Regions from separate parts of the Homo sapiens genome. Here region 1 is linked to region 2. A link is a loop called in an ENCODE intact Hi-C map of the cell type or tissue named here. Cell type or tissue: sigmoid colon. All regions are shown on one strand. Each heading gives the region's core, and the rest is flanking DNA. Links, peaks and the distances in the headings are about the cores only. Region 1 has its middle 8.5 kb from the start of GRAMD2B. Region 2 has its middle 68 kb from the start of ALDH7A1.

What was found. Hi-C counts contacts between places; a loop is a spot of excess contacts. Peaks named below come from ENCODE experiments on the same cell type or tissue, not always from the same donor. Only the 100,000 strongest peaks of a DNase experiment are listed, where the experiment ranks them.
Region 1: a loop joins it to region 2, with 2.5 times the contacts of the local background. A loop is called at or near these places in 23 of 110 quality-filtered maps.

What each region holds. Positions count from the first base shown.
Region 1 is chr5:126,406,915-126,422,846 of GRCh38, forward strand. It overlaps a transcript of GRAMD2B not described here. Among named protein-coding and RNA genes, the nearest start is that of GRAMD2B, 8.5 kb to the right of the region's middle. In sigmoid colon, for the core only: no CTCF peak of the experiment used is centred there; a DNase peak (open chromatin) is centred at 8,217; H3K27ac peaks cover 318 bases.
Region 2 is chr5:126,519,534-126,535,465 of GRCh38, forward strand. No RefSeq gene overlaps it. Among named protein-coding and RNA genes, the nearest start is that of ALDH7A1, 68 kb to the right of the region's middle. In sigmoid colon, for the core only: no CTCF peak of the experiment used is centred there; a DNase peak (open chromatin) is centred at 6,288; H3K27ac peaks cover 1,409 bases.

The DNA of each region.
Region 1 (15,932 bases), core at 3,443-11,442, 110 kb before region 2:
TTGTGGTTCTGAAAGCCAAGATAAGTAATAACAATAACAAACTCTGTATTGGATCATAAAGCTATCTGCTCTGTGCATAAAGAAATGCTTCTGATTTGACATCAATGGAGCAGAAGCTTGAGTGTTTTTCAAGTAATTGTGATAATTTGACATTCTTGCTACATTTGCTTTCACCCTACTTTTCTGATAAATTTCAAGCCATTTAATAGGAGTAGGGAGTACAGTGAGTGACAGAGGTAAGTAGCCTACTTGGACAGCAAGGCAGGCAGATCCAAGGTTTTGGTTCATTAGGTGCCTAGTCTAAACAACTGAGCTAATATGATATTTTAGTTAGGTCCCTAGTATAGATTGGCTATCAACAAATGTTACAGACAGGGACATGTGTTAAGATTGAAAAGAGTCTCTATTATAAACATGCCAGAACAGCAGGACTAAATCAAGACTGTCCTAAGCAAACCAGGACAGTCACCCTAGCTATCGTAAGCCTCTATTCCACCAGGGTTCATATTGATTAACTCTTAATTCCAATGACTCTTACTACTTAAGCTAGAGCGTTCGGGGTGGCAAAAGCATCTTCCTTTCCTTCTGCTCACAAGAGGAAGAAAAAGCAAATAGACAAGAGAGATTATGGCTGAGATCTAGTGAGTTAAACGTAAAAATGGCTCTGATCTAAATATACAGGCTTAACTTCTGACAAGGATTCAGCATAAATAGGGTTCAAATAGGATTCAAATGGGGACAGAGGTCACATCTTGTATATCTTTAGTAACTTCCTCTAGCACGTGTCATAATACTCCACACACCGTGGGTTGCCATTAAGAGGGCTGATGAACTAAAGGAGGGCAATATTCTCAATTTGTAAAACTACTACTCTGGCTAATAATGATGTGATGATGGTGATAACCAATAATGGATATGAATTGCGTGCTATGTGCCTGGTATACTGTACTAAGTCCTTTGTATATATTATCTCTTTATATTCCTTAATGATTCTATATTATTTTTGTGTTGTTTTAACGAGTATCTTTTTATTTTTTTTTAATTTCAACTTTTATTTTAGACTTGGGGTTCATGTGCAGGCTTGTTACCTGCACATTGCCTGATGCAGAGGTTTGGGGTACGATTGATCTCATCACCCAGGTCCTGAGCATAGTCCCCAGAGGTTTGTTTTTCAACCCTTGCTCCCCTCCTTCCCTGCTCTATTAGTCCCCAGTGTCCACTGTTGCCATCTTTATGTCCATAAGTAACTGATGTTAAGCTCCCATGTATAAGTGAAAACATGTGATATTTGGTTTTCTGTTCCTGTGTTAATTCACTTAGGATAATGGCTTCAAGCTGCATTCGTGTTGCTGCAAAGGACATGAATTCATACTTTTTATGGCTGCATAGTATTCTATGGTATATATGTGCCACATTTTCTTTATCCAGTCCACCATTAATGGGCACATAGGTTGATTCCATTTCTTTGCTATTGTGAATAGTGCTGCAAGGAACATACAAGTGCATGTGTCTTTTTGGTACAATGATTAATTTTCTTTTTGATATGTACTCAGTAATGGGATTGCTGAGTCAAAATGGTAGTTCTGTTTTTTTTTTGTTTGGTTGGTTGTTTTTTATTTTTTTTCCACACAAGCCAGGGTTGCAGTTTATTCCTTTGCTCCCTTGAATGTGGCCTGATTTGTGACTGCTTTGCTCAACAGAATACTACTAAAATCATGCTGTGTGACTTCTGAAGTTAGCTCCTAAGAAGTCCTTGCAGCTTCTGCCTGAGACTCTTTTTTTTTTTTGTTATACTTTAAGTTTTAGGGTACATGTGCACAATGTGCAGGCTAGTTACATATGTATACATGTGCCATGCTGGTGTGCTGCACCCATTAACTCGTCATTTAGCATTAGGTATATCTCCTAATGCTATCCCTCCCCCCTCCCCCCACCCGACAACAGTCCCCAGAGTGTGATGTTCCCCTTCCTGTGTCCATGTGTTCTCATTGTTCAATTCCCACCTATGAGTGAGAATATGCGGTGTTTGGCCTTTTGTTCCTGCGATAGTTTACTGAGAATGATGATTTCCAATTTCATCCATGTCCCTACAAAGGACATGAACTCATCCTTTTTTATGGCTGCATAGTATTCCATGGTGTATATGTGCCACATTTTCTTAATCCAGTCTATCATTGTTGGACATTTGGGTTGGTTCCAAGTCTTTGCTATTGTGAATAGTGCCGCAATAAACACGTGTGCATGTGTCTTTATAGCAGCATGATTTATAGTCCTTTGGGTATACACCCAGTAATGGGATGGCTAGGTCAAATAGTATTTCTAGTTCTAGATCCTTGAGGAATCGCCACACTGACTTCCACAATGTTTAAACTAGTTTACAGTCCCACCAACAGTGTAAAAGTGTTCCTATTTCTCCACATCCTCTCCAGCACTTGTTGTTTCCTGACTTTTTAATGATTGCCATTCTAACTAGTATGAGATGGTATCTCACTGTGGTTTTGATTTGCATTTCTCTGATGGCCAGTGATGGTGAGCATTTTTTCATGTGTTTTTTGGCTGCATAAACGTCTTCTTTTGAGAAGTGTCTGCTCATGTCCTTCGCCAACTTTTTGATGGGGTTGTTTGTTTTTTTCTTGTAAATTTGTTTGAGTTCATTGTAGGTTCTGGATATTAGCCCTTTGTCAGATGAGTAGGTTGCGAAAATTTTCTCCCATTTTGTAGGTTGCCTGTTCACTCTGATGGTAGTGTCTTTTGCTGTGCAGAAGCTCTTTGGTTTAACTAGATCCCATTTGTCAATTTTGGCTTTTGTTGCCATTGCTTTTGGTGTTTTAGACATGAAGTCCTTGCCCATGCCTATGTCCTGAATGGTAATGCCTAGGTTTTCTTCTAGAGTTTTTATGGTTTTAGGTCTAATGTTTAAGTCTTTAATCCATCTTGAATTAATTTTTGTATAAGGTGTAAGGGAGGGATCCAGTTTCAGCTTTCTACATATGGCTAGCCAGTTTTCCCAGCACCATTTATTAAATAGGGAATCCTTTCCCCATTGCTTGTTTTTCTCAGGTTTGTCAAAGATCAGATAGTTGTAGATATGCGGCTTTATTTCTGAGGGCTCTGTTCTGTTCCATTGATCTATATCTCTGTTTTGGTACCAGTACCATGCTGTTTTGGTTACTGTAGCCTTGTAGTATAGTTTGAAGTCAGGTAGCATGATGCCTCCAGCTTTGTTCTTTTGGCTTAGGATTGACTTAGCAATGCGGGCTCTTTTTTGGTTCCATATGAACTTTAAAGTAGTTTTTTCCAATTCTGTGAAGAACGTCATTGGTAGCTTGATGGGGATGGCATTGAATCTATAAATTACCTTGGGCAGTATGGCCATTTTCACGATATTGATTCTTCCTACCCATGAGCATGGAATGTTCTTCCATTTCTTTGTATCCTCTTTTATTTCATTGAGCAGTGGTTTGTAGTTCTCCTTGAAGAGGTCCTTCACGTCCCTTGTAAGTTGGATTCCTAGGTATTTTATTCTCTTTGAAGCAATTGTGAATGGGAGTTCACTCATGATTTGGCTCTCTGTTTGTCTGTTATTGGTGTATAAGAATGCTTGTGATTTTTGTACATTGATTTTGTATCCTGAGACTTTGCTGCAGTTGCTTATCAGCTGAAGGAGATTTTGGGCTGAAACAATGGGGTTTTCTAGATATACAATCATGTTATCTGGTAGTTCTGTTTTAAGTTCTTTGAAAAGTCTCCAAACTTCTTTCCACAGTGTCTGAACTAATTTACATTCCCACTAACAGTATAACAACTGTTGTTTTTATACACAACAACATTCCTATTTCTCCACAGCCTCACCAGCATCTGTTGTTTTTTGACTTTTTCATAATAACCATTCCAACTGGTATGATACGGTATCTTCTTGTGGTTTTGATTTGCATTTCTTTGATGTCAGTGATGTGGAACGTTTTTCATGTTTGTTGACTGTTTGTATGTCTTCTTTTGAGAAGTATCTGGTCATGTCTTTTGCTCATTTTTAAATAGGGTTATTTGTTTTTTGCTTGTTCAATTGTTTAAGTTCCTTCTAGATTCTGCATATTAGATCTTTGTCAGATGCATAGTTTGTGAGCATTTTCTCCCATTCTGTAAGTTGTCTGTGTACTCTGTTAATAGTTTCTTTTGCTGTGCAGAGCTCTTTAATTAGGTCCCTCTTGTCAATTTTTGTTTGTGTTGCAGTTGCTTTTGAGGATAATCATAAATTATTTCCCAAGGCCAATGTCCAAAATGGTGTTTCCTAGGTTTTCTTCTAGGATTCTTACAGTCTGAGGTCTTACATTAAAATCTTTTATCCATCTTGAGTTAATTTGTGTATATGGTGAAAGGCAGGGGTCCAGTTTCATTCTTCTGCATATGGCTAGCTAGCTATCCCAGCACCATTTATTGAAAAGGGAGTCCTTTCCCCATTGCTTATTTTTGACAACTTTGTCAAAGGTCAGATGACTGTAGGCATGTGGCTTGATTTGTGGGTTCTCTATTCTGTTCTGTTGGTCTATGTGTCTGTTTCTGTACCAGTACCATGCTGTTTCAGTTACTGTAGCATTATAGTATAGTTTGAAATTAGGTGATTTGATGTCTCCAGCTTTGTTCTTTTTGCTCACAATTCCCTTGGCTATTTAGCCTCTTTTTTGGTTCCATGTGAATTTTAGAGTATTTTTTTCTTATTCTGTTAAAAATGATGTTGATAGCTTGATAGGAATAGCAATGAATCTGTAGATTGCGTTGGGTAGTATGGCCATTTTAACAATATTGATTTTTCCAATCCATGAACATGGAGTGTTTTTCCATTTGTTTGTGTCATTTATGATTTCTTGTTGCAGTGTTTTATAGTTCTCCTTGTAGAGATCTTTCACCACATTGGTTAGATATATTTCTGGTGTGTGTGTGTGTGTGTGTTTGTGTGTCTATTTTAAATGGGATTGCATTCTTGATTTGGCTCTCAACTTGAACATCATTTGTGTATAGAAATGCTACTGATTTTTGTACATTGATTTTGTATCCTGAAACTTTACTAAGTCATTTTTAAGTTCCAGGAGTCTTTAGGCAGAGTCTTTAGGGTTTTCTAAGTATAGAATTATATCATCAGCAAAGAGAGATAAGTTGACTTCATCTTTTCCTATTTGGATGCCTTTTATTTCTTTCTCTTGCCTGATTGCTCTGACGAGGACTTCCAGAACTATGTTGAATAGGAGTAGTGACACTGAGAATCCTTGTTTGTTCCACTTCTCAGGGAAAATGCTTTCAGTTTTTGCCTGTTCAATCTGATGTTGGCTGTGGCTTTGTCCTAGATGGCTCTTACTATTTTGAGGTATGTTCCTTTGATGCCTAGTTTCTTAAGAGTTTTTATCATGAAAGAATGTTGGATTTTATCAAAAGCTTTTGCTGCATCTATTGAGATAATCATATGGTTTTTGTTTTAAATTCCGTTTGTGTGATGAATCACATTTATTGATTTGCATAAAATGAAGCAACCTTGCATCCCAGGAATTAAGCCTATTTGTTTATGAAGAATTACCTTTTGGATGTGCAGCTGGATTCAGTTTGCTAGTATTGTCTTAAAAATTTTTGCATCTATGTTCATCAGGGATATTGGCCTATAGTTTTCTGTTTTTGTTGTGTCTTTACCAGGTTTTGGTATCAGGGTGATGCTGGCTTTATAGAATGAGTTAGAGAAGAGTCCTTTCTCCTCAATTTTTTGGAATAGTTTCAGTAGGATTGGTACCAGCTCTTCGTTGTATTTCTGGTAGAATTTGGCTATAACTCCATCTGATCCAGGGCTTTCTCTGATTGGTAGGTTTTTTATTACTGATTTCAATTTCAGAATTTGATATTGGTCTATTCAGGGTTTCAATTTCTTCCTGATTCAATCTTGGGGACTATGTGTTTCCAGGAATTCAGCCATATCCTCTAGAGTTTAGTTTATATGTATGGAGGTGTTTATAATAGTCTCTGAGGATCTTCTGCATTTCTGTGGGATAGATTGTAATGTCACCTTTGTCATTTCTGATTGTGCTTATTTAGATCTTCTCTCTTTTTTCTTTATTAATCTAGCTAGCAGTTTGCTGATCTTGTTTATCCTTTCAAAAAGCCAACTTTTGGTTTCATTGATTCTTTGAATGGAATTCAGAGTCTCCATTTTGTTCAGTTCTCATCTAATTTTAGTTATTTATTTTCTTCTAGTAACTTAGGGTTTTGTTCTTGTTTTTCTAGTTTCCCTGGGGGTGATGTTAGATCATGAATTTGAGATCTTTCTAACTTTTTGAGGTGGACATTTAGCACTATAAACTTTCCTTTTAACATTGCTTTTGCTGCATCCCAGAGATTTTGGTATGTTGTGTCTCTGTTTTCATTTATTTCAAATAATTTCTTGATTTCTGCCTTAATTTTGTTGTTTATCCAAAAGTAATTCAGAAGCAAGTTTTTAAATTTCCATGTAATTTTGTAGTTTTGAGAGATCTTCTTGGAATCGATTTTCATTTTTATTCTACCACATTTTGACTATGGCTGGTATGATTTCAATTTTTTTTAATTTATTGAGACTGAACATGAGATTGAACATGTGATCAATCCTGAAGTATGTTCCATGTGCAGATGAGAATATATATTCTGTGGTAGATGGGTGGAATGTTCTGTAGATGTCTCTTAGGTCCAATTAGTCAAGTGTCGAATTTAAGTCCAGAAATGTCTTTGTTAGTTTTCTGCCTTGATGATCTAAGGCTATCAGTGGGGTAATGAAGTCCCCCACTATTATTGTGTGACTGTCTGTGTCTTTTTGTAGGCCTAGAAGTACTTGTTTTATGAATCTGGGTGCTCCAATGCTGTGTGGGTATATATTCAGGATAGTTAAGATTTCTCATTGAATTGAACTTTTTATCCCTAATGATTCTATAAAACAGTTGCTACTACTATTCCCATTTTTCCCCATAGATAAGAAAAATTGTGGCTTAGAGAAGGCAAGTCACTTGTCCAACGTAGTAAAGTGCATATTAGGATTCTCAGATTAATCTGACTCTTAACCATTCCCTTATTCTACCCCCATTCAGGACTCTCTTATCTCCAGGACAACTCCCTCAACTAGCTCAAACAAGGAGAGTTGTTTACTAAAAAAATACCATCGACAATCCCTTAGACATCCAGTGCAGAAAAGTAAATACTGTAGGACCACCTGGGAAATACAGCTAAGAAGCCAGGAATCAAGACTATTCCCACCAGCTCTCATCACCTGATTCTTTGTAGTGTCTACTGCAAATTTATACAATATTTTTTCAAAATCTGGGGGCTTCGGTTTCTATAAGACCAATGTCTGTCTATTTCCAATGTCTGAATCACCCTCTGATAGGTGTCTTATTAGAGAATTTATCATATATTTGTTGATATGGAATAAAGATAACTCTTTAATTTGATTTCCTCAACTACTACTAAAAATAAAAACTAAATTCTGACTTGAATTAGTCTGGGATTTTAACACACAGTGAAATGTTCTGTTTTCATCTGGTATTCTCGTATGTTGTTGAGGCAGGGTCTCACTCATCACTCAGGTTGCAGTGTAATGGCTCAGTCAGTCATGGCTCACTCTAGCTTTGATCTCCTAGATTCAAGTGATCCTCCTATCTCAGCCTCCCAAATAGCTGGGACTACAGGCACATGCCACCATGCTTGGCTAATTGTTTTAATTTCTTTTTTTGTAGAGACAGTGTCTCACTATGCTGCCCAGGCTGAGCTCAAACTCCTGAGCTCAAGTGATCTTCCTACCTCAGCCTCCCAAAGTGCTGGGATTACAGGCATGAGCCACCATGCCCCGCCTGGTATGCTTTTAAACGTAGAAGCTAATGCAAATCACAGAGCCCTATAGGAAGATGGTAAATGCACTTATCTTCTCAGGTGAATAGACTTCAATAACTACCCTCTCCTCATGAAAATTTTTTTAAGGTTTTGCAATTGGTTTATACAACATTTCTATGTAAAAAGTCTCCCCTACCCCATTTCTGTAGTTTGTCTATATAAAGACAGAAAGAAGAGATACTGCTATAATTATGCAATCTAGGGCCCTTTCCTTAAGGCCAGTAGTTCTATTACTTCAGTGCTGTATTCCATTAATAGAATCACATTCCAGTACAAAGCACAGAGCTTGGAATAGAGCCCAGTTCTCCTGACTTCCAGCCTAGAGCCTGTTCTAAAAGTTGTTCAGATGCATGGGGGATGCAGGGGGTGGACAATTGGGAATGAGTGGTTTGTGTGTGACCCAAAACAAAAGAACACGAAGCATCAAATGGTCAGCCCTTTTCCTTTCTCTCCATTTAACACCATGATGTTACCTGGCACTGTATCTGGTTGTGATATAAGAACATGATGGTTTCTGAGTAAGGTTCTGTGTGTGCATGTATGTTCTGTAAATATCTGTTTATTGATATGTTTCTTCTACTGGACTGCAAACTCACTTATAGCAATCATGGTGCTTATTTATTTTTATATCTCCATCACCCAGAATATGGCCTGACATGTAAAAGGCATGCAAAAAAAATGTTTTTGGGAGGAAGGAAGCCAGGAAGGAAGGAAGGGTGGGAAGGAGGGAAAGAGGGAGGGCTACACAATTTGCCTCAAATGAAGGTTCTATTTAAAAGATTCAACCAAAAAGTGAAAGTAAAATAAATCTGTGGCTACTTGAGAAAAGTAGAAAAACTTTCTTATTTGCCTGAGGAGTAGAAGTCCTCTGCATTCCCTTCTCTTTTGTTCCCCCTTTCCTTCCTTGTTTCAACTTACTAGTTTCAAATGATTTTTAAAAATGAATAATGCTACATAGAGAAAAGACTGGAGAAAAGATAACGAAATGCTGTAATAATAGAAGTTGTCAAAAAAGAAAAAGAAAATATATTTAAAAAGACGAAAAGTCAGAATAAGCAATAAAAAGTATACAAGTGATAGAAAATATGTAATATAAAGACACTAACCATGATTCAATATTAACTACTTCAAAATGATCTGTCAGTTGCAATGCATGAATTGCATTGTCAAAACATTTCACACGAAGAAAAAGAACATGCCAATCATGGCAGGAGGAAAGAGAAAGGCCAGGACTAATATTGATGGTGTGATCATTAGTTCCCAAAACAAGGAAAGGAAGTAGCTGTATGAATGTTTCTCTGAGAAAATATGAGAGATTCCATAACCCTAAATTGTTGCCTGTGGATTATAAACAGTGATTCTTGGACTTGCTCCGGGTCTAAACCATCTGAGAGTCATGGGACCTTTCTAATCTGGTAGAGGCACTTGCACTCCACTAGGAGTCATTTGGTAAGTAGCATGAACCAAAGATTTTCCTTTTTGTTATGAGGAGGAAATTATTGTCATATTTCTTTTTCGCTTACTTCTTTTCTTCCTGCAAAGTGAAAAAAAAAGAGTAATTATTCAACATTAGAACATCTCAGGTCAGTCAGAGTTCCACAGGAGTATGGTTGAAACTCAGTGGTTAGAAACAACCACTCAGTGATTCATTCACTCAACAAATATTTATTGAGCATCTAACATGAACTAGACTCTGTGAACACAGGAACGAACATGACCAACAAGGTTCTTGTCTTTGAGAAGATTCCATTCTTGTGGGAGAGGACAGATAATAAACCAAGGGACAGAAAACATCTTCTCTGAGATTCCATCCTTCTCCCGCCAACCTTCTCCTCCTCCCTTATACTCCAGGCACATTGGAGAACACTGGCCTTCTTTCCATTCTTAAAATATGCCAAGCCCAGTCCTGGCTCAGGGTCTGTACCTTCGCTCTTCCCTCTGGCTGGCAAGCTCTGCAACCAGATCTTCACATTGCTTCCTCCTCTTCACTGAAGGCTCAGCCAAGATGTCACCTCTCAAAGAAGCCTCCCTGATCATCCCCTAAAATAGGCCTCCCTCAAGCTCTATCCATTTCTATTTTATTTTCTTTACATCTCTTACTCATTGAAACTGTGTTATTTATGTACTGACTTGTTAAATTCTCAGTCTCTCCCACTAGAATGTCAGAGCCACAACAGCATGGGTTTTACCTGTTTTGTTCACTTCTATATCTCATGCATTTACAACAGTACTGTTAGAAATGTCCATTTACCCACATGCCTAATGACAAAGTATCTATAGTCAGAGGGCCTAATCTATTATCTGCACTGTGATATCTGGTCTCTCTAGATGGCCCCTAGTGAGTTGGTATTCACATCTTGTGTAGTTCTCTCACCTTGAATCTGGACTAGCCCTATGGCTTACCTTTGACCAAGAGAATGCAGCATAGGAAAAGCTGCATGACCTCCAACTGTCTCATAGGAAGCCTTGGAGATTCTACCTTGGTGTTATAGGACACATGGTCTGGAGGATGCCAGAGAACAAGTTAAAAAAAATCCAACTGTACTGAGATGGCCATGCTGTAAGGCAGCCAAAGCTAGCCACGTGGAGCACTGCACAGACACTGAAATGCTCAGCTAGCCTTCAGCTCTTCCAGCCATCCCAGCTGAAGCACCAGACCTGGGAATGAAAATTCCATCTTGCACATCCAGCTTAGCTGAGTCTTCAAATGACTTCAAACCCGGCCTTTATCTGAGTGCAAATGCATGAGTGATCACAAGTGACAACCATTCAGCTGAGCCCAGTCAATCCACAGAACCATGAGAGGTAATAATAAATTATTGTTTTAAGCCACCAGGTTTTGAGGTGGTTAGTTGTACACCAACAGATAACTGCAAAATGCAGCCACCAAAGATAACTCTAGATTCAAACATTTCTTTCCCCACAAACATTGTATTCACACCTGAAGGTCCTTGGGCTTTCTCTCCAACACACTCTCCTACAAGATATGTGTCTTTGCCACTAACAAAATTTGTTTGGCACATTCACTCTCCTACAACCCTAAAAGTACCCCCCTGCAAGTCTGGAAAACTGGATCTTTGTTCTCATGAGACGACTGTAATTTTGGCCAAGTCACTGAACTCCGTGAAAGCTTGGGCTCTTCTCTGAAAAATGATGGTGGAATTTTATTTTTAAATTGTGTTCAGTGTGTGGCAGGCCAAATAGAAATTAAGAAAGAACACAAATATATTAAACAGATACAAGTAGAAGAGTTTTAATTGAAGCAGGAGAGACTGCATTGAAATAGCAGCAGGAAATAGGCCCAGGAGTCAGAACACCTGAGTTCAAGTGCTGGGTCCTCCCCTCACTAGACCAAAGAGCCCTGGCCTCCTACAGAACCCAGCATGAAAACCACCATGCTGGATGATCACAGGGACCCTCCCAATTCACACATCGTGATCTGTAACATTTGCCATATACAAAATAGGCATGTACTTTAAAACTCTGAGATAGATATTAATGTATTGTTTCTGTGGCATCATTTATTTTAATTCTTAAAAAATAACATGAACTGGAAGAGTTTTTTTTACTGCTTCTGCTTTCTCAATTAACCAGATTTAAATTAGTGTTACAAAACTATCCTCTGGCCCCTGGACCAGTAAGCCCTTGCCATCTTGCCTATTCCTCTGAGCATGAGTGCTAAGCATAGTGGTTGCTTCATCTCTAGGAAGAGAAATAGAAGATTTCAAATATCTCAATCTGCAGTGTCACTTGGCTTTGGAAATATTGGCTTAAAACTACTCTACTAAATTTTTAAATCTTATTTTCAAAGTCCTCCAGCATAGAAGATTCCATAATCTACTACAGAGTTCCATTCCAATGTTTCATGGTTATATTCATTGGGAACCTTTTCTTCATATTGACATAAATCATTCAACAAAGGTAGCCATTCAGATAATGCTTCTCAACTTTCATTCTTACAATTTTTTTGAAAGTCTTAGAATTAAGTTCTTAATTGTCACTGTGTGTTTCTCTTCTGAACTTGCCCCCTTTTTCCTATTTTCTTCTTTGGACACTGGCTTTAATTGAAAACAGGAATGGTCTGAGAAGTGTTCCTGGAATTCTTTTACTTATAAAATATCATGCATAGTTAAGTTATCACAGAGCTTCCAGGTTTCATCTTGATAAGGTCATTAACATCTTCTAAAACCTATCATCAGACAATATGCAAAAACTTACAGGCATGTGATGATACTTACCTATACTTATATTGGTTAATAAATACCCCACCACATGTTTTAAGTTAGGTAACTATAATATTTGACCATACATTGTGTATTAGTCGATTCTCACACTGCTATAAGGAATTACCTGAGATTGGGTAATTTATAAAGAAAAGAGGTTTAATCAGCCATGGTTCTGTGGGCAGTGCAGACTTCTGCTTCTGGGGAGGCCTCAGGAAACTTACAATCATAGTGAAAGGCAAAGGGGAAGCAAGCACCATCTTCACATGGTGAAGCGAGAGAGAGGTGAGAGAGAGAGAGAGAGCGAGAGAGAGCGAAAAGGGGGAGGTGCTACACACTTTCAAACAACCAGATCTCATGAGAACTCTATCACAAGACAGCACTAGGAGGGTGGTGCTACACCATTAGAAACCACCACTATGATCCAATCACTTCCCACCTCCAACACTCGGGATCCCAATTCAACATGAGATTTGGGTGGGGACACAGAGCCAAACCATATCACCTTGCAACCAAATCTCCACTCAAGTCTCCAAACACATTATTTGTACTCTGCCCCCAAGAGTATGAACAGATGCACAGTGTATGTGCTCAATGTTAAGGAAGGCCAATATCTGACCAATATCAAACATCAAAGCTGTTTGCATAGAAGCTCCCACCCACCAAAGGTGTTATGTCTGGCATCTTCTACCAAAGTGGTTTTAAAAACTAGAAAAAGTATCAGCTAGAAATCTTCTTTGCTTTTGCCAGGCATGGTGGCTCACGCCTGTAATCCCAGCACTTTGGGAGGCCAAGGTGGGCAGATCACCAGGTCAGGAGTTCGAGACCAGCCTGGCCAATATGGTGAAACCCCGTCTCCACTAAAAATACAAAAATTAGCTGGGCGTGGTGGTGTGTGCCTGTAGTCCCAGCTACTCGAGAGGCTGAGGCAGGAGAATTGCTTGAACCCAGGAGGCAGAGGTTGCAGTGAGCTGAGATCGTGCCACTGCACTCCAGCCTGGGCAACAGAGCGAGACTCTTTCTCAAAAAAAAAAAAAAAAAAAGAAAGAAAGAAAAGAAAAGAAATCTTCTTTGCTTTTAAAAACAAGAATTTGGATTCCCAGAGACTTAGAGGAAGAAAAATAATGTCTCTTATTGGTACAATATCAAAGGGCATCCTAAAACATATTTTAGGCATAATCTTTTTATCTTGTCTCCTCTCACATATCATAGGCATAATCTTACATCTCTATTTTGTCACATGGCAATGACATTTCCTTTATTGTTTATCTGCCGTGCCTCTTGAATACTATATTCCATATATTACTGTAGAATAGCCCCAAGAATAAACAAATTAGGCAGTTGTTTAACAATGCCTTTTAAACGTAAGCAAACATCAGTAGGTAAAATATTGTAGCTTACTTGCTCCTTTCTAATTCTTCCACTCTAGGAAAAGACTGATATTTTCCCTACCAGCCCTGCCTTCCACTTCAACCTCACCTGCTCCTTCTCACTTAAAACCACACCATTGGAAGTCCTTATACCATGCACTAAAGAACTTTAAGCTATTTTAGGGTAACTGAGTGCTCTTTATTTGAGCCATAAGCCCATGCTAAGACTGCTTTGAATACTTGCCCTTACTCATGCATTAAAAGAGGGCTGACCATGATTTCTCAAAAGGGTAAACATAGACTACCATATGACCCAGCAAGTCTACTCCTAGGTATATATCCAAAAGAAATGAAATCAGGGACTCAGACAAACATTTGCACACCCATGTTCATAGCAGCATCATTCACAATAGACAAAAGCTAGAAACAACCCAAGGGTCCATCAACAGATAAACGGGCAACCCAAATGTGGTATATACATGCAATGGAATATCATCCAGCCAAAAAAAAATGAAATTTGGATATATGCTATGACATGGATTGACCTTGAAAACATTACACTGAGTGAAACAAGCCAGACACAAAAGGAAAAATATTGTATGATTCCACTAATGTGAGGTACCTAAAACAGACAAATTTATAGAGACAGAAAGTAAACTAGAGGCTACCAGAGGCTGGGAGGAGGTGAGAAAGAAAGAGTTATTGTTTAATGTATTTAATGGGAGTTTATGCCAAGGATGATAAAAAAAAGTTTTGGGTACAGATAAGTGGTGATAGTTAAATAACATTGTGAAAGTGTTGAATGCCACTGAATTATACACTTATTAAAATGATAAATAGTAATGTTATGTATATTTTACCACAATAAATAAATTACTTAGCGGGGAAAAGTCAGTCTGATCTGAGCTCTGTAATGAGAAGTTGGAGTGCACCTGAGATCTGAGAGTCCTCATCCAGAGTTTGGGAAATTGACAACCTCATCTCTGTTCCAAACCTATCCCTATTCTGAGGAGGGTGGGGATCTAGAGGTGAAGGCATCAGGAATGTCCCCAGGAAGAGGCAACTATGGGCACCAAGGAGACAGCCTTCAAGCTTTCAGGTCACCCAGAGTTTTCCCCATCCCACCTAGCACAGCTCCTATAGCAAAGCAGTCAGTGGTCAGGAAAGAAAAAGAGAGAGAGGCCTGACTAAGCCAACTCTTCTGGAATTTATGTAAGCTTTTTCTTTTACTTATTTTTCAAATGTCACAAACATCAATTTTGGAGCAAGCAGGCTACAAAAAGATGCTTTTGTTCTCTCAGCCTAATGATATATATGTAAAAAGAGAAGGAATAAGAAAACTTTGGAAAGAACTTGCACCTCCAAAATGTTTGAAGTTATTTAGAAGGTTAGGTGTTTTACACACACATACACCCTACAAACTACATACATACATGTACATACTATGGTTGTATAGTCTTTGTAATACTCTTAAATCTAAACTTTATTTTAAGAGAAAAATGAAGGACTTGCAGCCCCAGAACATAGTTAGTCGTTTTTTCCCAGGCATGTCATGCTCTACTGTTGCCACTTGTAATTGTTTTGAAGTCAAGTCAGGCTTCCAATAATAACGTTTATATTAATTATTCTAATTGTCAACTACTCCATTGCAAATTAGAAAACCACCAATACAAATGTCATTTGCTATAACAAGTCAATGTTTATACAAGCTTGCCCAACCTGCAGCCCAGAACAGCTGTGAATATAGCCCAATACAAATTCATAAACTGTCTTATAACATGGTGACATTTATGCACGGATTTTTTTTTTTTTTTTGAGACAGGGTCTCACTCTGTTGCCCAGACTGGAGTGCAGTGGTGCATCTTGGCCCACCACAACCTCCATCTCCCAGGCTCAAGTGATTCTCCTGCCTCAGCCTCCCAAATAGCTGGGATTACAAGCGCCTGCGCCACCTCACCCAGCTAATTTTTGTATTTTTAGTAGAGATGGGGTTTCACTAGGTTGGCCATGCTAGTCTCGAACTCCTGACCTCAAATGATCCACCCGCCTCGGCCTCCCAAACTGCTGGGATTACAGGCGTAAGCCACCGTGCCTGGCCCCTGCACAGACCTTTTTTAAAGCTCATCATCTATCCTTAGTGTTAGTATATTTTATGTGTGGCCCAAGACAGTTCGTCTTCTTCCAATGTGACCCAGGGAAGCCAAAAGATTGGACACCCCTGATTGAGAACAATGCCTGGAACTTTGTAGCTCTCAAAAGTTTGTTCAATGAATGAATGAGTGAATGCTTCCAATACAAAACCTTAGAACAGGCAAGTCAAAATGTCACCAAAAGGTGGGAAGAAGAGGCATTCACGGTACTGGTTGAGTGCATAGTAAATAAGGTACTTGCACAACTATGGGCAACAAAGAGACGGCTTGGGAATTATCAAACACCAATTTTGATT
Region 2 (15,932 bases), core at 2,736-10,735:
TGTATTTTTAGTAGAGACAGGGTTTCTTCATGTTGGTCAGGCTGGTCTTGAACTCCTGACCTCAGGTGATCTGCTCACCTCAGCCTCCCAAAGTACTGGGGTTACAGGTGTGAGCCACCATGCCCGGCCGAGCTTTAACATTTTTAATTCTCCCAGGTAGCCATGAAATTCCTCCTTTGTTCCATTAGTGTCCACCTACTTCTATACAATTTATTCACATCACCTCAAATATCGAGATTTCAACCCTCCAGGATTCTCAAGCAACCAGACTCCTGCAGAACCTGATAGTTAAGGGAAAAAGAAGAAAACATCATTGGTGATAAAGGAACTTGTAAGGCAAAAGTAAATCAAACAACTATAAAGAGAAGTGCCAGAAAGACTAACTAGAAACACAACTTTTGGAGATTTGCCAAAAAAAAAAAGCATTCTGCTTTTCTGATGACCAAGCCTGATTCTTTGTATGAAGGCTACTAAAGCAAAGGAGAAACAAGATCATAAGAGAAAAACAGCAGAAGAGGTAAGAAACAGCTGCTGCCGTGCAGAGGAAAAACACTGACAGGCAGGGAGCCCAGCAGCATTCATTTAGACAGCAGAAAAGAGAACAGAGCTGCTTTCCTGAGGGATCATTCTCACTTCTACCCACCCTGCAAGCACCAACACAAGACCACTCCGTGTGGGGGCTGCCCTGAAGCTGGCACAAGGCCTGGAGGCCAACTAGTCCCACTGACACCTTTGGGAATGATCAGGATCAGAATATGCCACCCCAAAATATGCCACTTTGGCAAAGGATTGTGTTGAGCTGAAGGCAATTGAGAAATAACAGACTGCTGAAAAAGCTCTCTACCCTCCCCCATCTGCCTAAAAGCAGGACATAAATTTCTCTTTGTGAAGGCACTTTTCTCTCCTCTCCCATACCAGGAAAAAGAAACAATTCTTATCACTGGAGATGCACTGGCTTGAATCTGCATAAATAAACCTTGCTGAAATAACCCTTATCTTTCATTACCCATATATTTACCTTCCCACAAGGTACGGTGCCTAGGAGATCCAACTTCTCCACAAATTTATCATCCTTTGTTAAAATGCTATATAAGTCTTTGGTCACCTCTTTGGGGTTTTCATTTAATTTCTGTGAGGCCCCATTATGCATATTAAATAAATCTTTTTCTCCTGTTAATCTGTCTTTTGTTGGTTCAATTTGCAAGACCCCAGACACTAAATCTAGGAGAGTAGAAGACAGAGATTTTTTTCCTTCCCCTCTAGGGGAAAGGCACAACAACCCAAGGAGAGCCATTCAGTACTGATCACATCCTGTGTCTTTGATAGTAACTAAAATTTGTTGAGCACTTATTAAGTGCCAAATCCAGCTCTAATTACTTTATATCTTTTACTCATTTAATTCTACCTAGGGGGTAGGTACAATTATTAGCGCCCACTGTTAGATTAGGTCCTCCAAGAAGCAAATGCCTAGATGAGAATAAAGATGTCTGAATTTTTTTCCAGCTGGAAAATAAGTAAAATGAAAGTATAAATATATTTATAATAAAAAATTATTTGTTCTTTATCTGAAATTCAAATTTCACTGGACATCCTGATGCTTGTTTGTTTCTAAACTGACAACTCTGTCTTAGGAGAAATCCTTGAGTGAGAGAAAATAGGGAAAGAGCTGGCTAGGCTTGGAGAGCCCTCAGGCCATGATGCAGGTCTAATCCCAGTGAGGAGACAGGGAGAGAAGGTAGGGTGGAAACAAGATAAAGCTTTTGTTAGAAAAGCCATCAAGGAGTCCACAAGCCAAAGTGGCAATCAAAGGAGCTCTGTGTGGCCCAGGATTGGGTGTGCCTTAGTATCCTTGATGCACTCAGTTGGCCAGAAGCAGCCAGGCAGGCCCTTCCACACAGTGATAGATTTAGAGCACAGCAGCTGGGGCCCTTAGTCAATTATACTCCCTGTAGTTGAAGATTTGCAAAGCACATTCTAGTGACCACCACACATTCCCATTTTGTAGGTGGTGGAACTGAGTCACAGAGAAATAAAGTAACTTATCAAAAGTCAGGGCTAGTCAATAGCAGAACCAGGATTTGGTGCTTTGGTTCCAGAAGCCTTGCTTCTGACCACTATGCTAAGCTGTGTCCTGTCTAAACCCACATCTTCTGCACCTCCAGAAACTGAAGTTCACAGAAGTGTCCTTAACAAAGGACTGTACAGTGTACAGTGTAGCACTGTATACCAAGTGCTACACTTGGTATACAGTGTGTAAGAAAAGGAAGTCTGCAACGTGTTTACAGATGACCAAAATTAGATCAATTTCCAAGTCTAGTAACTACAAAGCACTCTGAAAAAAATTACATATCCAGACTGACTTCTATTTATTTGTTTATTTAAAGAGACAGGGTCTTTCTCTGTCACCCAGACAGGAATGCAGTGGCTCAATCCTAACTCACTGCACCCTCGAACTTCTCAGCTCAAGCAAAATCCTCCCACCTCAGCTTCTCAAGATAAATCCTCCCACCTCAGCCTCTCAAGCAGCGGGGACTACAGGTGCATGCCACCAGGCCTGGCTAATTTTTTCTTTTTTTCAATTTTTTGTAGAGATGGGAGTTTCTCCATGTTGTCCAAGCTGGTCTTGAACTCTTGGCCTCAAGTGATCCTCCCACTCCAGCCTCCTAAAGTACTGGGATTACAGCCATGAGCCACCACACCTAGCCCAGACTGACTTCTGAGCTCAGAATGTGGGATAATTGAGATTATTATTGTTTCTTTTTAATAGCACAACATCAGTAAACTCTACTATTTCATCAGGTCCCTCCAATCTTATAATACCTGAAATGTATTTTCACCATCTGGAACCAAGGGAGGCCAAAATCAAAATGAGAAACCAGGTAAATAATACTGGGGGTCATTTCTTATTAGGCTGGGAATCATGTCCTAATACCATTAATTTGCTTCCTAAAGATAAACATTCACAGAAAAAGTCTCCTTTTCAGAGAAGGGAATAGAAAATTGAAATTCCTAGGAACAAAAGCTCTGCACAAGGCTGCCCAGGACCTTTCAATAGGCCTCAGAGGCTGGACCAGGTCCTTCTACCACTTGCCTCTGGCCCCAGCTCTTGAGGACAGCATAGGCACTGTTAGCCCCAGCAGCACAGTGACCTTCATCTAATTCTCTCTCAAGCCAGGACCTGCCCAGCTAGCACCCATTGCCCTGGAACCAAAGATATCAGGGACCATTTCAAATCAGTTATCATTTGAATCTCGCACAAAGCAGTTTTAGGGGTCTAAACTTTCAATTGCTTAATAATCTCCTGAGAGTACATGTATTAAAGTGCTTAAGATTCCAAAGGTCAGTAAAAACTCCAAGGATTTTTTTTTTTTTTTAGACTGAGTTTCACTCTTATTGCCCAGGCTAGAGTGCAATGGCGTGATCTCGACTCACCGCAACCTCCGCCTCCCAGGTTCAAGCGATTCTCCTGCCTCAGCCTCCCAAGTAGCTGGGATTACAGGCATGCACCACCACACCCAGCTAATTTTGTATTTTCAGTAGAGACGGGGTTTCTCCATGTTGGTCAGGCTGGTCTCAAACTCCCGACCTCAGGTGATCCGCCCGCCTCGGCCTCCCAAAGTGCTGGGATCACAGGCATGAGCCACCATGCCTGGCCCCAAGGATTTTTTTTTAATGACAACTTTACTCTTGTGCCAGTGAGCATTGTTTCGAAGTTAGTGCAATTAAATAAAATCTCCCGTGCTTTTGGAAGCCATTCTGTGGAGAAAATCTAAGCCCTGACTTCCATCCATTCATTCAAATGCTGTACCCAAGAACACCTATGTTTACTTGCAGCCTCCGTAGATCCTGATTCACATATGGCAGTTTTTCCATCCTCTCTCTGTGCATCAGACTTGCGTAAGTAAAATACATTTCATGTGTCTTTCTCCCTCTACATGTGACAACTATGTTTATTCAAAGAAAATCTATTAAAAGTAATATCTATTTGTATTCTTTTTTTTTTTTTTTTTTTTCCGCTCTGCTACTCAGGCTGGAGGGCTGGAGGACAGTGGAGCCATCTTGGCTCACTGCAACCTCTGCCTCCCGGGTTCAAGCAATTCTCCTGCCTCAGCTTCCGGAGTAGCAGGGATTACAGGTATGCACCACCAGCTAATTTTTGTATTTTTCGTACAGATAAGGTTTCACCATGTTGGCCAGGTTGGTCTCAAACTCCTGACCCCAGGTGATCCACCCGCCTCGGCCTCTCAAAGTGCTGGGATTACAGGGCCGCTGCGCCCAGCCTATTTGCATTCCATTGATTCCTTGTTTTATATTTCAGAAAACCAACTGCCCAGTGTAACAGTCCCAAATCTTCTAAATCTCAGACTGGCCTAATTTTGCAGTGGATAGAAAGGCTGCTACCACCACCGATAACAACAACACACACACACACACACACCACAAACATAGAATGTTCTGGGCTCATGGGACTGCAGCTACAGCCAGCTGTCACATACCAGATCTTAGGTTTTATGGTGAAGTGCATCAAGTGGGGAATTCAAGCTGGGTGCGGATTGAGGTGGTTTTTCCCTCAGATTGGGTGTGTGAGACTCTGGAGGTGTCTGCTCACGCTTAATCGAGCGAAGCTTTTCAGTACACAAATCTGAAAAGAATTTCTCCGAGACCCCTATAAGCCATGGAAAATTACCCATCATGTCTAAAGTGGTCCCTGGCTTGTTCTGTTTATTTGCTCTGTCTTGGGTAAGCCTGTTATCAAGCACCACTGAAAATATGCCAAAGCATTCTTGCTGTACTTGACTCTCAAAACATTAATTTCTCACTTGAGCCTACGAAGTTTGACTTGGCAGGACTGGATATTGTGATTCTCAATGTTAAAACTCTAAAAGCAACTCATGTCTCAGCACTGGGATGTGCTACACTCCCTGTGGTCATTCAGAAATGTCAACTGAAAACAGCGATAGTGACCAAAAAGAGCATATAGTGAGGCAGGAAACAAAGTATCTTCCCCAGATCCCCCTCATCCACCAGCTGCAGGGCAGAGAGGCACATCAACATCAGCGCCTGGAGAAACCAAAGTATCATTCTGGCTAAATACTAAGCTAAGTTATGTCAGATTCTGAAGAAAATAAGAGTAGGTACATAATGTGATTTGTAAGGTGTCATAGTTTAATTAATGACATTAACATTGTGTACAAATTAGATTTTATCTTCTGCCAGGGCTTCAGAAAGAACAGCAGACAAGCCGGTAACAAGAAAGAATCTTTTCCTGCCACAGAAATGTCCATTTCTGGCATTTTTTTTACTCAGTCCCAGGGGAACTGCTTTTAAAGATGCATATATAGAGAAGTGGCAGTTTTTTTTCTGTTTCCAATTTACCTCATGTAGTAGGAATAGAAAGTCTAGTTCTGTCCTACAAAGGCAGTAAGAGAATAGTTAGCAATAAACAGTTATTGTTGGACCAGGTGCGGTGGCTCACGCCTGTAATCCCAGCACTTTGGGAGGCCAAGGCAGGCAGATCACCTGAGGTCAGGAGTCCAGACCAGCTTGGCCAACATGGTGAAACCCGGCCTCTACTAAAAATTAAAAAAAAAAAAAAAAATTAGCCAGGTGTGGTGGTGCATGCCTGTAACCCCAGCTACTCAGGAGGTTGAGGCAGGAGAATTATTTGAAATCAGTAGGCAGAGGTTGCAGTGAGCCAAGATTGCGCCATTGCACGCCAGCCTAGGCAACAGAGGGAGACTCTCTCAAAAAAACAAAACAAAACAAAACCCAGTTATTGTTTATTTAACAGTTTTATCTATAATAGGGTCAGCTGGTAGGGACACTTGACATATCAAAAGGACTAAGTACCCAATATACATGTATTGGCAATTAAGGAAAGTTACAAATCACCAAGTACCTAGAATTATTCCATTTTAAATATTTTTTTTTCTTTAAAATAATAGTAAAGACAAGGTCTCACTATGTTTCCCAGGCTGTTCTTGAACTCCTGAGCTCAAGTGATCCTCCCATCTCAACCTCCCAAAGTTCTAGGATTACAGGTATGAGCCATCATGCTGGGCCTCCATTTTTTTTAATTACATAAATAATTAATTTCCTCATAAGACAGAATTTCAACTCTCTTCCAAAATCTACAAAAGTGTGTGGCAGTGAGACAGCCAAGTAAAAAGTTTCTGCCCCCTGGCAGAAACTTCAACCAGCCTGCACACTGGGAGGATGGGGTGGAGCCTCAGGAAGTTCATGTCATTTGCAGGTGGGAGGAGCCTGGCCTCTCCTGTTCCAGGGTGGAACCCGGGATTCAGTCCGTGAGGCAGGAAGCCAACTAGCAGGACTTCTGCTTTGCTGAGAGTCCCTGTTTCCTGTTTTTTCCCTTTTTTGCCTAATAAATTCAATTTTTCTCAAACCTTCGAAGTGTCTGCAAGCCTAATCTCTCATGGTTGTGTGACAAGAACCCCGTTGTTAGCTGAACTAAGGAGAAAGTCCTACAACAGCAGGGATCCTGCACACACCCACATCCCCTGTTTCACTCCAAGCCAGCCCCACTGGCTTCCTCCTCTTTTTCCTCTTCCTGGGAAGAATATCAAATATGCCAACCTCCTTCCTGCTGTAGAAGAGGAAAGGCTTTTCCTCTACCCCCTTAGGTTCTGAGTCTGGAGATGATAGCTTGAACGGACAAAAAACAGACTAACAGGAGGAAAACTATACACATTTTATTTGATATTAATTAATATTTTTATATAACATGAGAGGCTTCATAGAAAAAAATGAAAATCCAAAGGACCGTTAGACCTAGGGGCTCACATACCATTTTAACAAAGGGCAATAAATTGTGAAGATGTGGCAAGACAAAGGAAAAAAAGGCTTGGGCTAGGGGTAGTGAATTGTGGAAAAGTGACTATAAAATATATAAAGAAACTAATGGAAGATATAAGTTATTTTAGTAAGATTTGTTTTTATAGATTCATCTCAGTATCAACTCTCCATCTCCAATGATAAGAATGTTCTACTCTTCTTCCTGGTACAGGGAGGGTACTTATGGGAAATTTATGCTCTGCTTTTAGGTAGAAAAGGGGAGGGCAGAGAGCCCTTCCTGCATATGCTGTTTCTCAACTGCCTTCATCTGAAAATAATGAATATGCCAAAGCAGCATATTTTGAGATGGTACATTCTAATCCTTTACACTGCCCTGACTGACCCTTGCCTGGACACTCAGCTGCTTGCATCACTCCTTCCATTCTCATCTCAGCTGAAATGTCATCTTGTCATCTCCTCAACAAGGGCTTTGCTGACCTCCTTAAGTTAGGATATTCCCCCACACCTCCCTGACCCCATTATTCTATATTCTAAAAGTCTTTTCTCTTTTTAATGGCATTTTGTTTCAAATATCTCAATTTGTGGTCAATATATTTGCTGATTTACTTGTTTATTGACTTCCCCCTTCTCTAGACTGAGGGCAAAAACTGATATCTGCTTATTCTCCAAATTTTTCTTTTGCCTACCTATATTTTCTAGGTTTTTTTCAAATGCCCTGTTTCATAACAAGAAAATAAGATAAGATGGTTGTTAATGTTAACAACATGCTGAGGCTGGGCACCGTGGCTCACGCCTATAATCCTAGCCCTTTGGGTGGCCAAGGCTTGAGGCTCACTTGAGCCCAGGAGTTTAAGATCAGCCCGGGCAACATAGTGAGATCTCATCTCTACAAAAAATAAAAACACATTAGCTGGGTGTGTTGGCACAGGCCTGTAGTTGTCTCAGCTACTCTGGAGGCTGAGACAGGAGAATCACTTGAGCCTGAGAGGTCAAGGCTGGAGTGAGCCATGATCACACAACTGCACTCCAGCCTGGGTTTCAGGTTCAGCCAGATCCAGGTTCTCATTATGACCCTTCCAGCTCCCAGCTGTGTGCATGTGGGCAAACAGTCTAAACTCTCCAAGCCTTAGTGTTCTTATATATAAATTATTTTTTAAATATCAATTTTCAACTATTGCTCTATATTTAACATTTTGTTACTGGTAATATTCTTGCTTGCTATTTTTAGAAGTTAACTCTTCAAAAAATCATGAAAATTGAAAACTCATCTATACTTTGAACCAAATAAAACTGCCAATATTTGATTATTTTTAAACTTTTTTTAAAATGACAATTTGATATGGTACAACATAATTTATGGTTTTTTTGACTTGGGGGTTCAGTGGGAAGCATAAAAATTTGGACTCTGCAAATAGTTTGATGGATAGCTGAACCTCCATTGTCCAAGTCAATGGAAGTTCCCCAAATAGCCCAACTCAATGGAAACCTCTGCTTTTTGCTTCCTACTAGTTCAAGGTCCAGGGGCACTGAGGAGAAAACATTATTTTAATGTCCCATGGCTCCAACTAGATTGATAAGTTCCCAACTTCATGACTGTCTGTGCTTCATGAGAATTTCTATAAGAAGAGAAAAAAAAAGTATGACTCACTTAAAATTGAAGAAAAAGAATTTTCCCATAAAGCAATGGTTCACAAATCTGTTTATCTTAGCTCATAGATCACCACCTCCCCACTGTCTGCTCACATTGCCACAGCCACCCACAGTTATCACCCCTTTTAAAAAGATAGAATTTCCTTGTTCCTTTATTGCTAAGATGGTAAGTAAAGCATAGTTTAGACAATGAGTATATATGGGAAAGCACCAGTTAAAGAAATATAGGAACATTCCAGTGTTTTTCCTTCCAAATAAGGAAGCTCATATTTATATGAGCTAAGTTAAGTGAGGTAATAAAAATTTGGCCGAGTGCAATGGCTCACACCTGTAATCCCAGGCTGAGGCAGGCAGATTACTTGAGGTAAGAAGTTCAAGACCAGCCTGGCCAACATAGTGAAACCCTGTCTCTACTAAAAATACAAAAATTAGCTGGGCATGGTGGCTAGCGCCTGTAATCCCAGCTACTGGGGAGACTGAGACAGAATTGCTTGAATCCAGGAGGTGGAGGTTGCAGTGAGCCCAGATTGTGCCGCTGCACTCCAGCCTAGGTGACAGAATGAGACATCATCTAAAAATAATAATAATAACTACTTTAAAGTTCATATGGAACCAAAAAAGAGCCCGCATCACCAAGTCGATCCTAAGCCAAAAGAACAAAGCTGGAGGCATCACACTACCTGACTTCAAACTATACTACAAGGCTACAGTAACCAAAACAGCATGGTACTGGTACCAAAACAGAGATATAGATCAATGGAACAGAACAGAGCCCTCAGAAATAACGCCGCATATCTACAACTATCTGATCTTTGACAAACCTGACAAAAACAAGCAATGGGGAAAGGATTCCCTATTTAATAAATGGTGCTGGGAAAACTGGCTAGCCATATGTAGAAAGCTGAAACTGGATCCCTTCCTTACACCTTATACAAAAATCAATTCAAGATGGATTAAAGACTTAAACGTTAGACCTAAAACCATAAAAACCCTAGAAGAAAACCTAGGCATTACCATTCAGGACGTAGGCATGGGCAAGGACTTCATGTCTAAAACACCAAAAGCAATGGCAACAAAAGCCAAAATTGACAAATGGGATCTAATTAAACTAAAGAGCTTCTGCACAGCAAAAGAAACTACCATCAGAGTGAACAGGCAACCTACAAAATGGGAGAAAATTTTCGCAACCTACTCATCTGACAAAGGGCTAATATCCAGAACCTACAATGAACTCAAACAAATTTACAAGAAAAAAACAAACAACCCCATCAAAAAGTGGGCGAAGGACATGAACAGACACTTCTCAAAAGAAGACATTTATGCAGCCAAAAAACACATGAAAAAATGCTCACCATCACTGGCCATCAGAGAAATGCAAATCAAAACCACAATGAGATACCATCTCACGCCAGTTAGAATGGCGATCATTAAAAAGTCAGGAAACAACAGGTGCTGGAGAGGATGTGGAGAAATAGGAACACTTTTACACTGTTGGTGGGACTGTAAACTAGTTCAACCATTGTGGAAGTCAGTGTGGCGATTCCTCAGGGATCTAGAACTAGAAATAGCATTCGACCCAGCCATCCCATTACTGGATATATACCCAAATGACTATAAATCATGCTGCTATAAAGACACATGCACATGTATGTTTATTGCGGCACTATTCACAATAGCAAAGACTTGGAACCAACCCAAATGTCCAACAATGATAGACTGGATTAAGAAAATGAGGCACATATACACCATGGAATACTATGCAGCCATAAAAAAGGATGAGTTCATGTCCTTTGTAGGGACATGGATGAAATTGGAAATCATCATTCTCAGTAAACTATCACAAGAACAAAAAACCAAACACCGCATATTCTCACTCATATGTGGGAATTGAACAATGAGATCACATGGACACAGGAAGGGGAACATCACACTCTGGGGACTGTTGTGGGGTGGGGGGAGGGGGGAGGGATAGCATTAGGAGATATACCTAATGCTAGATGACGAGTTAGTGGGTGCAGCGCACCAGCATGTCACATGTATACATATGTAACTAACCTGCACATTGTGCACATGTACCCTAAAACTTAAAGTATAATAATAAAAAAAAATAATAATAATAACAAAATTCTTTAAGATAAAATAGAAATTGGCTTCTGTGACATAAAAATAATAGGAGAAAAACTTATAAAAAAATCACAATTGGCTGCCTTCCCCTTATGTCTGAGAGTGAAAAAAATACCAAGGTGGGTGTATCAAACTTCCTGCTTTGTTGCCAGTTGCACTTACATAGATATTTTGAGCCTAGCATGATGCATTCAAATATATCAACATTTTAATATACTAATAATATTATTACTATTCCTAAACCAATGAGTAAGAAGATAAAAAGGGGAAATGCCCCGCATTTGTAACTGAATAGATATGAAATAAATTAAAGAATATAAGCTTAGTTAATTCTAAACACCTCTAAACTGGCATGGTTTTCTATGGTCATCCTAGCTAGATCTAGATTTTTATTTTCATTTTATTTATTTTTATTTATGTTGATTGATTGATTGAGACAGGGTCTCTATCTGTCGCTTAGGGTGGAGTACGGTTGACATGACTATGGCTCACTGCAGCCTAGGCCACCTGAGCTCAAACGATCCTCCTGCCTCCACCTCCCAAGTAGCTGGGACTACAGGCACACACCACCATGCCCAGCTAATTTTTTTTTTGTTTCATTTTTCATAGAAACAGGATCTCACTATGTTACCCAGGCTGGTCTTGAACTCCTGGGCTCAAGCTATCCTCCCTCCTTGGCCTCCCAAAATGCTGTGATTACAGGCATGGACCATTGTATCCATCCTTGGATTTAGATTTTTTTATCCCAATCTCTCCCTGGTCTTCACAGACACACATGTTAAACCAACATACCTGTTATGACTAGATTTGGCTGCAAGTGATTTTTTAAAAAATGAACAAAATGGAAGTTTAAGAGCCTACAGGTAGGCAATTCGGAGCTGGTCTGGCGATGCCTAGAAGTCCTCAGGAACCCTGTCTACTTTTTCACCTGGCCATACCTCCAGTCAGAAGGCAGAAGAGGCTGACTTTATTCCAAGCAGCTTTGTGCCCACCCTAGAACAGAGGGGATGGATATGGGGTAGGAAATAGCTGTCTCTACCATCACCAAATTCTACCAAACATATAAAAAGAAGCCAATACCTCCACAAATTCATCCATTTATTTGCTTCTTCACAAATGTTAACTAATTTCACACTATATGCCAGGCATCTTGCTCAATGAACACAGGAAAGCAAGAGAGCGTGAACAAACTAGACAAGGTCCTGCCCTCACAGAGCGTCCACTGAGTGAGTGAAACAGACATGAAAAAATCAGGGTGCGCTGCATCTGTTAGGGACAAAAGGAGGGAGAAGTTAATTTGACTTTGGGGTGAGGATGGTCATAAAAAGCTTTCTGTAACCTTCCTTACTGTTATTAAGCGATACAGACAAGAGAAAAGAAATACATGTTATAACAAACCAGAAATAACCCTGAAGTGAATTTTCTGTAGTGACTATTTAACAATAAGCCACAGTGCAGCTTGCGCTATGCTGCTTAATATGGTAAACAAAGTTCAGCCAAGGATCCTTTGCTGGAGGGAATAGCTTGTCCAGTTAGAAAGCTCCTTTTGTTTCTGAAAGCTACTAAAAAACTCAAGCCCTTCAAGTCATTTTAGCAACTCTGAGGGAACAATTATGCTTTTGTGCACAGACTTTAAAGAAAGCGTTTCACAGAGAAAAATCTTGTTGGTGGACAGAGAGGATGGCACATTGCCCAGGTTTTTTTTAATAAAGATGCAGGACTGAGCAGATGTGATAACTCTAGCCATTTAGTCACAGAGGCACATAGGTTATAAAATGTCAACAGTAGGGCAGGCTTCTTGTGTAGATTAGAAGTTCTGGGAGGCCACAGTGGAGAGAGCCCTGGGAAGGCTAAACTAGCCACAGCTGGGGTGGTTCTGTGCTTCCGGTGAGCAAGAATAAAATGAAATCCCTTGAGGAGGAAAGAAGGCAATGTGTTCGCCAGAAAAGTCATAGTTAAATGTAGAGGTCAAAAAATAAAAGGAAGGGAATGAGGCCAGGGGTGCTAAGCTTACCTGCATTCACAGAAAATACTACATGATTTGTGATTTACCTGGCAGCTGGGGTGGATGGCAGAGAAAGTCAAGGGCAGGCAAATCCCTTCTCTTGGTCTGCTCCTTGCACAGGGCAAACATGAGAATAAAAACTCATTGAGTTATTGCTGCAGGTTCTATGGTCTAGAAGCTATAGAAAATTGTCTGATGCTTTTTATTTATCTTTTTTGTTTTCTTTGAGACGGAGTCTCACTCTGTCTCCCAGGCTGGAGTGCAGTGTGTGATCTCAGCTCACTGCCATATCCCAGGTTCAAGCGATTCTTGGGCCTCAGACAGATGTGCACCACCACACCCGGCTAATTTTTGTTTTAGCATTTTTAGTAGAGACGGGGTTTCACTATGTTGGCCAGCTGGTCTAGAACTCCTGACCTCAGGTGATCCACCCACCTCGGCCTCTCAAAGTGCTGGGATTATAGGCGTGAGCCACTGTGCCCGGCCTCTTTTTTTTTTTTTTTTTTTTTTCATTTCAGGTGGTTAAAATCACTTGATCTCTCTCTTTGGGGCACCTGAAATCTGGATTTAAAGCACCGGGGAAACATTACAATGATTTTGCATAATTTTTTAGGTTGGAACAAATTGTTTCTTCAAGGAAGGAAAAAAAATTTTCAATGAATCGTTAATTCTTTTTTTCTCCTTTTATTTTCTTTGTTGACATTTGGCCAAAGATGAACTTTTTTCCTTTTTTATTTTTATCTATTTATTCACTTATTTTCAGAGATAGCATCTCACTCTGTCACCCAGGCTGGAGTGCAATGGTACAATCATAGCTCACTGCAACCTTGAATTCCTGAGCTCAAGGATCCTCCCGCCTCAGCCTCCCAAGTAGCTGGGACTACAGGCACGCACCACCACGTCTGGCTAATTTGTTTACTTTTTGTAGATTCAGGGTCTTGCTATGTTGCCCAAGCTAGTCGCCAACTCCTGACCTCAAGCGATCCTCCCACATCAGCCTCCCAAAGTGTTGGGATTACAAGCATAAGCCACTGTGCCCAGCTGTTATTTTTTCTTTTTTAAATTAAAGCTTTTAATACTGAGGGATGTAGTATAAAACTAGCATCTGATTCTCTAAGCTTCTCCAGCACAAAATAGGAGCAAGTTGATGTTCCTTTATACTATCCCCAGAAAAGATAAGTCAATGTGTCCTCTAGGCCCCAAGAAAGGGCACAGGGCACAGAACATGTAAATCTTCTCTCCCCTACCCTGTTTGAGATTGTGAGCACAGCTCACCTTCCTAGCTCAAAGCTGAATGTTTTCATGTTAGAAGCATGTTCAGTGACCCACTAAATAGGATCAAATATCTCATTTCATTCAGGAGATTTTCACAGGTGAAAGTCAAAGAATTTAAATATTCAGTGAACAATTTGAGTTCACCAGCTCAAAACAGACAGAAGCTAAAACTCAACTAGAAGATGTTTCCTTCTTCTACACTTCTGTACAGGGGTTCAACTCACTGCAATCCAAGACCAATCCATTCTAGCCAAGGTTCTTGGGTCTGTCGGCTGGCAGAATATGCCACCTCAAAATATGACACTTTGACATAAGGATTATTTTGAGCTGAAGGCAATTGAGAAGATCACGCCCGTAATCCTAGCACTTTGGGTGGCCGAGGCAGGCAGATCACCTGAGGTCAGGAGTTCAAGACCAGCCTGGCCAACATTATGAAACCCCGTCTCTACCAACAATACAAAACTTAGCCGGGTGAGGTGGCACACACCTGTAATCCCAGCTACTCGGGAGGCTGAAGCAGCAGAATGGCTTGAACCCGGGAGGCAGAGGTTGTGGTGAGCTGAGATTGTGCCATTGCACTCCAGCCTGGACAACAAGAGTGAAACTCTGTCTCAAAAAAAAGAAAAAAAAATGTATTGGTCCTTTGCTAAAATGCTATAAGCCCATGTTCCAACCAAACCTTTGAGTTTATTCATCTCTGAGTGTTCCCGCATGTAATTGCAGTGCACATACTAATAAAATTCTGATTGTTTTCTTTTGTTAATCTGTCTATGTCAATCCAATGCATAGGGGCTCAGCCAGAGAAGCTAGAAAGGTAATCAGAAAAAGAATTTGGTCCCTTTCAAAAGTTTCTTGAAGAGACTCCGCTGTCATTAGAGGCAGCTCTAGAGATCCTACCATACCTCCAGTGACCCAGCCTATAGACTCAAGACACAGCCCCGTCTCCTTTCTCTGCTCATTCTTGCTCAATCCCTGGACCTGCCAAACGGGGCCCTAGCCCCCAGACTATGTGGTTTCCCCTAGACCCTGTTTACTGAAGAAATACTCTTTGAATCAGGGTGACCCATCAGTCCAGACCTCTGAGCCTCGCTTAATTAAATGAGTGCCCCAAGGATGGTCCAGGCCTAGACCAGCTCCACACAGAAAGCAGGGAGCTCTAAGCGCTTCCATCAATAACACTGAGAGATGAAGCCAGCTGTACTTCCTGGGTGGAGTGGGGACTTAGAGAACTTTTCTCTCTAGCTAGAGGATTGTAAATTCACCAATCAGTGTTCTGTGTCTAGCTAAAGGATTGTAAATGGACTAATCAGCACTCTAAAATGGACCAATCAGCACTCTGTAAAATGGACCAATCAGCAGGATGTGGGCAGGGCCAAATGAGGGAATAAAACCTGGCCACCCAAGCCAGCAGCAGCAACACACTCAGATGTGGTGTTCCCAGTGTTTCCTGGCTAAAAGTTGGGAATCAAATGCAGGTCTCTTGACAGGCCTGGTGCCATAGATTAAGAATCTGCTGAGCCAGAGCATAGCAAATGGAGAAGAGGCCATGCTGAGCTAGAAGAGGCTTGAAATGTAACTTAGCCTGGAGAGAGAAATGTATAAAGTTGGGAAAGATGGTCTGAGCTGTCACCCATCTAGGGCTAATTGGAGTGCACAGCCTCCAACTAAAGAAACTTAAATTTGATTTTTTTGAAAGTTGTCTCCTGGCCTGGTGCAGTGGCTAACGCCTATAATCCTGAAATGGGAGAGTTCCCTGACCCCCCTCAGAGACGTGTGACCGAATGTGGCTCATCTGTTCGGCCACTGTGCACTCAAACCCCTTAGAGGAGGGGGAGCACGCAGGAGCTGGGGCAAGCGCTTCTGGGCTCTGACCCCACAGTAGCATCTAGGGGTGGGTGCCTGTAACTTCTGAAGCCCCAGTGGGCATATTACAGTACTTTTTTAGCTCTGCCGTCACAGATGGCTTAAGTGTTAACTAGCTCAGTGCCCTCTCCGGGTCCTTGTCCGGCATCCAGGAAGAATCAGGTCACACGGACAAATTGAAGGATGGTAAATGAGGGGGATT